Linked DNA regions of Homo sapiens: region 2 is linked to region 1. The links are chromatin contacts, found by Hi-C or POLR2A ChIA-PET in ENCODE. All regions are on one chromosome and are shown on one strand. The core of a region is the stretch at or near the end of the contact, and the rest is flanking DNA. Distances in the headings are between cores, read along the strand shown. Region 1 overlaps WWC1 (WW and C2 domain containing 1). Region 2 overlaps WWC1 (WW and C2 domain containing 1).

Region 1 (3,968 bases), core at 832-3,331:
TGTCAGGATTCAGTAAGACTCTGGTAAAGCTGACAGTTACTGAGTATGGGCTGTATTCACTAGTGTTTTATACTTGTCATCTCATTTAATCAAGATGATGGCCCTGTGAGATAGGACCTGCGATTCTTCCCCCCTTTTTTTTTTAAGAACCAGGGTCTCGCTCTATCACCCAGGCTGGAATGCAGTGGCATGATCATAGCTCACTGCAGCGTCAAACTCCTGGGCTCAAGCAATCCTCCCACCTCAGCCTCCCAAGTAGTTGGAACTACAGACATGCACCGCCACATCCAGCTATTTTTTTTTTTTTTTTTTTTTAGAGATGGGAGTCCCACTGTGTTGCCCAGGCTGATCTTGAATTCCTGGCCTCAAGTGATCCTCCCAGCTCGGCCTCTCAAAGCACTGGGATTACAGGCATGAGCACCCAGCTGATTATTCCCATTTTATAGGAGAGGAAATTGAGGCAAAGAGAGGTTATTCAGCTAGGTCAAGTCACACAGCTGGGAAGCAGCAGAGCAGGGATTCCAACTAGGGCATGTGGCTCCAGAGTCGGCATCCACACCGGTTTCTCCTATGTCATAGGCCCAGCGCAGAGCCTGGCACACAGCAAGGACCCACTCACTGCTAGCTCTCTATCACAGGATCAGTAGGATATCTGGGGAGGGCACAGGTTCCTAAATTAAGGGAGGGTAGAGAGGGAAGCACAGGGAGCGTGGCAGACCCAGAGCTCCCTCCTGGGAAGGCGCATCACTAACCCTGCTCTCCCCTCCTTCAGAGCCTTGCCATGTTGAAGGACGGCTTCCGCACTGACAGGGGGTCTCACTCAGACCTGTGGTCCAGCAGCAGCTCTCTGGAGAGTTCGAGTTTCCCGCTACCGAAACAGTACCTGGATGTGAGCTCCCAGACAGACATCTCGGGAAGCGTGAGTAGACGGGGCAGGTTGCTGGGGGCCTTCCACAGGATGGCAGCTGGGAGGCTGCTGTAATGGACAGCTGCCTTCTCATGGCTCACCAGGGAGCTGGCCAGGGGTTCTCTGCAGGGCTGGCTGCTGCCTCAGCCCTCTGGAGCTCTGTTCTCTTACAGACCTCCTGGCCCCAGGAGGATATGATGTGATGCTGTGGAGGAAAAGCCTGCACTGACGGACGTCATGGCCCTGAGTATTGCCTGGCCAGGTGCTTGTGTCTCTTAATGCTGCACAGAAAGCATGTTTAAAGGACAAAATGTCTTTCTCTGGTTTTTTTTTTCCATACTATTTTGCAGTTCCATTTTCATTTTTCTTTCCCCAGCTGGACAGCAGAGGATATTTTCCTCCTGTTAGTCTCAAAACAATGCATGCAGCTTTCAGGCAGCTGCTTGACTCCCAGTTCCAAAGCTCAGTCCAGTCCTAGTTATGAATAGTGAAAGCACTGTCCAGATGTGGCTCAGGAAAGAGTTAGAGTAGGGCTGAACCATGGTGCCTCGTAACTTTTGGAGAGCTTTTGTTTTACTAGAGCCAGCAACATTGAACGAATCTGCCTTCCAGCCTCTGTGGCGGACAGCCTCTATATGCTGTTCCTATCTAAGTTCCATAGCTGTCTTCCCACTTGTCCAAGGGTGACCGGTGAGCCTTGTAGCTTCTTGCTGCTCTTAACAGACTAGCACAGAAAAAGAGGCTGTCCCTTCCTTCCCCATACCACCATGTGTCCAGCTACTAGCCATCTGCAGGCCAAAGTATTTGTAAAGGAACTGTACCCCTCTTTGTGAGTGCAGGGGTCTTCTCCCCAACTACCCAGTGTTTCACTCCTGACTGCAGCCTCTGAGTTTTCTATGGATCCCCTCACCAGTGCCCCTAGAATGAGTTTCTTGATATTGGCTATCCCTGTTTCCTCCTCACCAACTGTCCTCCATGCTTCTGTGGCTTGAATGGGCACCAAGCCAAGCCATTTGGGGCTGCAAGATGATATTCTGGGCTTTTGGCTTCTATTTTCAAAGTGATCGATGTCTGAGCGTACGGTTCTTCCCGTGGCCTGAAGGGAGGAAAGTGTTTTTGCTTAACCAGCTTCCCTGCGATCTGCACCGCCAGCCCAGTCACCGGGGGCTATTCTTGGCTACTGCCCACGCAAGCTGTCAAGTCTCTCATGAGCCCTCGAAACCCAACTCAGCACCGGCCACAACAGCCACATAATTCCTGACTTTGTTCTTCTCCTCCAGTTCGGCATCAACAGCAACAATCAGTTGGCAGAGAAGGTCAGATTGCGCCTTCGATATGAAGAGGCTAAGAGAAGGTAATTGGGCTGGGGCTAGGGGCGGGATGGTTCCAAAAATAATAACTACTATTGTAGAATGCCTGCTCTGTGCTTAGCTTTTCACACACTTCGTCTTCTTTAATCCTCACAAAGATTATGAAGATAGTTATTATACTTTTTATATTTTCATCCTCTCTGAAATTCAGAGAGGAAATGACTCACCCAGGACACTTCACAAGACAGAGAGTGAAACTATGCTTTGAACCCAGATCTGTTTAACCTCAAAGCCGAGTTATCTTCCCACTTGCCTGTCTTGATTTCTGCAACCGAGGCTTTCCCATGATCCTGTAAGCATTTTGGTTTGAAGGAGTACAACTGGAATTTCAGCAACAGGCTAAAAAGATTATGGACACTACCCACTTCAGTGTCTCCTGCACAGCTGGGAGCAAGCTGGGCTTTTAAGCAGTGTAGACCTCTGGGATTTAGATGTTCTGTGGCTTCACAGAATCCTAAGCAATCAGGTTCCACTACCACAAGTAAAATCAAAATAATAATCAAAGCTGACATTTTTAGAGCATCTGTTATAGGCCTAAAGAGATTTTTATTTTTAATTACTTTGTTTTCTTTTTTAGGGACAGGGTCTCGCTATGTTACTCAGGCTGGTCTTGAACTCCTGGCCTTAATTGATCCTCCCACCTCAGCCTCCTGAGTAGCTGGGATTACAGGCACGCACCACTACCCTTGGCTGAGATTGTTTATTGTACTAAAACATTTGTGCATGCATCTTCTCATTTAATTTTAAAAGCAATGCATCTTCTCATTTAATTTTAAAAGCAACCTTATAGCACAGGGTCTATCTTATTATCTCCATGTTAGAGAGGAGAAAGGTAAGACCAAGATATTTCATGACTATTCCAGGTGGTAGAGGCAGAATTTGAATCCTGGACAATCTGTCTTTAAGTTCATGATCTTTGCTTTTTTTTTTTTTTTTTTTTTGAGACGGAGTCTCGCTCTGTCACCCAGGATGGAGTGCAGTGGCGCGATCTGCAAGCTCCGCCTCCCGGGTTCACGCCATTCTCCTGCCTCAGCCTCCCGAGTAGCTGGGACTACAGGCACCCGTCACAACGCCCGGCTAATTTTTTTGTATTTTTTAGTAGAGACGGGGTTTCACCGTGTTAGCCAGGATGGTCTCAGTCTCCTGACCTTGTGATCCACCCACCTCAGCCTCCCAAAGTGCTGGGATTACAGATGTGAGCTACCGCACCCGGCCAAGTTCATGATCTTTCTGTACTCTGAGCCAGTGTTACTGGCAAAGAATGCCCTGGGCATTGTGGTGTGGATGGAAGCCAGGCACATTGCATCCATTCCTTCCTAGACTAAGTTGCCTGGCCTGTGGACCTTCTCAGCCAGGCCAGGTGAAGCATGGCAGTGCCCAGCTCTGCCCCTCTGCCAACTCTGTGTGAATAGTAGAACTCTTTGCAGAGATGACAGAAATCTAATAGAAACCAGAGAAAGCAAAAAAGGGAATGTATTGTGTTATTTAACTCCAAAGTCCTGAGATACCTAGCTTCAGGCACAGCTGGATCCAGGGACTCAGATGATGTTACCCAGACTCAGTCTCTCTCCTTTTCTTCACCCTGCTTGCCTTTATGTTGGCTTTACCCTCCAGCAGACTTTCCTGTCAATGTGGCCAGGCAACTCCCAGCAATTCGGAGCTTACACACTACCAGGTTAGCAATCCCTGTG
Region 2 (3,968 bases), core at 609-3,108, 78 kb before region 1:
AAAACTGGGATGTTCTATGGAGGGAAGCTACTCATGAGTTGTGTAACTTAGGCAAAGGCATTCACCTTTTCTGAGACTCAGTTTTCTTCTTATCAATAAAATGGAGCTAACAATAGGCACCTTCAGAATTATGATGATTAATTGGCTCGTGTTTTCTCAACACTGTCAATTGTTCTTGAGGTCACTATTGTTACCCCTACTTCTATGCACCCACCATGTATGCATGGAATGTGCTAGAAGGGGAAGAGGTAGTGGGAGGTGATCCTGGGGCAAATACAGCTAAGACCTCCCCCCATCCTACATGCACTCATTCTTCTCTTTCCTCTGTTAGTCTGGAAGGGGTTGGGGCTGTTGGAAGAAAAGGAACATAAAGCAGAGAGAAGGATGCAGTGAGGGTGTCTGGGACTGTTGGCAGGCAGCAGTCGGGTTTGGGGGCTACAGGGCTCTGCAATTGAGGAAGCCAGAGGTGGATGAAGAGTTGGCCACACCTCTCCCCTAAAGCTGCAGAATCTTCTGACTATAAAAAGAGCTGGTGCATTCAGAATCCTCTACAACCAGTCCTTCCCCTGACCTTCCCAGAAGCTTCGAACCCTCAGTGCTGAGCTGCCAAGACGAGCTGGGTGACTAACATAGCCATTCTCCAGTTTGGGGATGTCAGAATGTCCACCCCTTCCCCACTTCTCGAGGGGGTCATGCTTCAGAACTGCAGCCCTGCCACTTCCTCACTTCAGCCTTGTATGTAAGAGTAGCAAGCCCAGCAAACAGCCCAAATCTCTCTCCCTGGGGGCTGTGTGGATACATTTTGGGGCACCCATGCAATGGAGTACCTTGTGGACACTGACAAGTCTAAGGTAGAGCTACAGGTGCTCATAGGGAAAGGAGTCCAAGATACATGATGGAGCATTCAGCAAGATTCAAAACAGTAGTTTATATGTTTAAAGAATGGAGTTAAAAGTATACACTCCCATCAACTAGAGTTTTACAGATGGGCTTCAAGGAATTATCTGTTCCATAGAAATGTTTGGCCCACATGGTTTTGAAATAGCTGCTTCTCCAGGACCACCCTTTGAAAGCTTGTGTTCACTGCAGTCCACCCTTCCCACTTCACTGGGTTACCTGCCTGGGTCATGCTGGAATTTGAGTTTGCAACCCCAAGACAACTGAGAGTGAGTTAAGGGAAATTGTGTATGTCCTACAGTGTGATTGATCAGTTTTAAGATGAACTTGTTTGTTTTGCACGTTAATATCTTCGAATGTGAGGTACTCTTATCAATGCTGTTGGCCATTGCTATCGTTGCTTGCACCATGCACAAATAATGTCGTTTCTGTTAAGGTAACGTGATAGCTGTGGCCCCTCTGTGTTTTCATTGAAAACCGTGGAAAAACCATTTGCAAACAGGTCTTTGTTCTTATTGAAAAACTTTCTTTGACATCTTCTGGTGAAGTCAAGAAAGTGCTAGAATCAAAATTCAAAGTAATTGTCAGCGGCTTGGAAGAGAATCACGGAATTCTCTTTCAAGAAATGCTGCTGGGCACGGTGGCTCATGCCTGTAATCCCAGCACTTTGGGAGGCCAAGGCGGGTGGATCACTTGAGGCCAGAAGTTTGAGACCAGCCTGGCCAACATGAGGGAACCCCATCTCTACTAAACATACAAAAATTAGCCGGGCGTGGTGGTACGTGCCTATAATCCCAGTTACTTAGGAGGCTAAGGCAGGAGAATCACTTGAACCCAGGAGGTGGAGGTTGCAGAGAGCTGAGATCATGCCACTGTACTCCAGCCCAGGTGACAGAGTGAGATTCTGTCTCAAAAAAAAAAAAAAGATAAAAAATAAATGCCTTAACATTCAGTAGCACAAAAGAATGACACTGTGAATGAGAAACACACAGGTGCTGATGACTCAGAGCTGAGAAGGGGCTCAATCTTATACCATAGTTCATTCATTTCATTTAACTTCCTTGTCATACATGGAAAAGAGAGTCATATAATAAAGGCCATATCTAAAAAAAGTCTGAGCTTTTTCAGTACATATAAATATTCTAAGGTAAGGAAAGCTTTGGGTCATAACTTATTGGTAGTGTTTTCCTTTTCTGGTTGCATCTAATAATTCTGTTTATAAGTGATACTTTCTTAGTAATGAAGTAGAATATGTGTATGTATTTGATCAGCATGTATATGTGTTTTTGTGTGCACATGCATGTGTGCTGGGTTAGTGTACCTGCTGATATGTCTGTGAAAACATTTCTGGAAGGGCACACTGGAAATATTAACTTCCCTGTAACTTAAGGGTTTGCATAGTAGGTGAGGAGGGAAAAGTTTCTTGTTACTTGTATTTGTGGGTTACTTCTGTATGTTTTTGGTTTTTTCTTTTTCTTTTTCTTTTTTTTTTGTGACAGGGTCTCACTCTGCCGCCCAGGCTGGAGTGCAGTGGCACAATCTCAGCTCACTGTAACCTCTGCTTCCCAGACTCAAGCCATCCTCCTGTCTCAGTCCCCCAAGTGGCTGGGACTGAAGGCATGAGCCACCACACCAGGATAATTTTTGTATTTTTTGTAGAGACAGGGTTTCACCCTGTTGGCCATGGTGGTCTCAAACTCCTGGGCTCAAGCAATCTACCCTCCTCAGCCTCCCAAAGTACTGGGATTACAGGCATGAGCCACTGTGCCTGGCCATTTTTCACTTTTATTAAAAATGGTGGGGGAACCCTTCAAGTCTCAAGCCCCACCTCAGACCTCCTGACTTCAGCATCTCTGGGGATGGCACCCCCGGTGCCAGGCAGCCAGATTTGGTTCTCTGTCTAACCAGGCTGAAAGCCAACTGGCATCTGTAGGGGACCAAGGACTCCATGAAGCTCACAGGGGTTTCAAAGAAACTACGAATTCACTAACCAATTGACTATCTCCTTGCCCGCCTCTTTCCCTTTCTCCTCTCCTTCCTCAAGTATTTTTTGAGTACCTCCCCTATGTATAATGTCAAGCATGCATCTGCAGACCTTCTTTTCCCTTCGGGAGCTGGGAGTGGATGATGCCTATTTTGCACCCTTGAGATTCATGGAAAATGTGCATCTTTATAATCCTTGACCGTCTCTTCATACCTTTATGCCTGAGAATGCACCCTTGGTGCTGTGAGCCCTTTGTGGAGAATGTGACTTCTTCTCCCAGACAAGATCTCATTGTGAGGCCAGGTCTAGGTTTAGAGGTTCATAATGATGGGCAGCACCTCTGTGACTTTTGCAACCTGTAGAGGCTGCTCTGAAGTGCTATCTGTCCAGAAACACTGAGCTCTGCACTGGTGTGGCTGCGGAACTGTCCTGAAGGAGAGAGTGCAGGAGAGGGACATTTGGAAGGAGCACATCCCCCCGCCCAGGCTTTACCTGCACAGCTTCCCTATTTATCAGCCCAGGTTCATTATGCTAAGGACTTAGGAATTGCTATCCCTTCTATGCTGAGGACTCAGAAATTGCTATCCCTTACCAGCCCCCTCCCACTCCTTCAAGATGAACTCATTACAAGATTCTTACAGAACTATAGCCTGATCATCCCCTTGCATAAAACACTTTATGTTCTGTCATGGCTCTTAAAGTCTACTCTCCCTGGCCTGGCAAGGGGGCTCATGCCTATAATCACAACACTTTGTGAAGCCAAGACGGGGAAGGATCCCTTGAGCCCAGGAGGTGGAGACCAGCCTGGGCAGCTTAGCAAGACCTCATCCCTACTGAAAAAAAAAAAAAAAAAAAAAAAGCCATGTATAGTGGTATACAACTGTGGCCCCAGCTACTGGTGAGGCTGAGGAGGGAGGACCATTTAAGCCCAGGAGTTCAGGCTTGCAGTGAGCTATGATGATACCCCTGCACTCCAGCCTAGGTGACAGAGCAAGATCCTGTCTCAAAACAACAACAACAACAACAACAAAAAACTCTTCTCTCCCTAACGTGGCTCACAGGACACTCAACAACACAGGACTGACCC

The links. Hi-C counts contacts between places; a loop is a spot of excess contacts on that map. ChIA-PET counts read pairs that join two places held with the same protein, here RNA polymerase II (POLR2A). Pooled maps may share reads with other maps.
Region 2: a loop to region 1 is called in a pooled map, with 5 times the contacts of the local background. The contact joins two enhancer-like sites. A Hi-C loop is called at or near these places in 6 of 168 maps with a recorded cell type or tissue (Caki2, Calu3, DLD1 and 3 more) and 6 of 50 pooled maps. POLR2A ChIA-PET finds 5 or more read pairs at or near these places in 4 of 52 experiments (AG04449, H1, MCF 10A and 1 more).

Annotation. Positions count from the first base shown.
Region 1 is chr5:168,407,735-168,411,702 of GRCh38, forward strand. WWC1 (WW and C2 domain containing 1) reads left to right here. Exons shown (of 23, transcript NM_015238.3): 7 at 773-919; 8 at 2,188-2,261. Among named protein-coding and RNA genes, the nearest start is that of RARS1, 77 kb to the right of the region's middle. RefSeq lists an enhancer at 1,597-2,796. Within about 2 kb of position 2,082, at least 8 of the 41 ENCODE cell types and tissues checked have a DNase peak (open chromatin) inside an H3K27ac peak, as active enhancers do; they include PC-9, where a contact is called at or near this core.
Region 2 is chr5:168,330,338-168,334,305 of GRCh38, forward strand. The region is part of intron 1 of WWC1 (WW and C2 domain containing 1); the gene reads left to right. Among named protein-coding and RNA genes, the nearest start is that of WWC1, 41 kb to the left of the region's middle. Within about 2 kb of position 1,859, at least 2 of the 41 ENCODE cell types and tissues checked have a DNase peak (open chromatin) inside an H3K27ac peak, as active enhancers do; they include PC-9, where a contact is called at or near this core.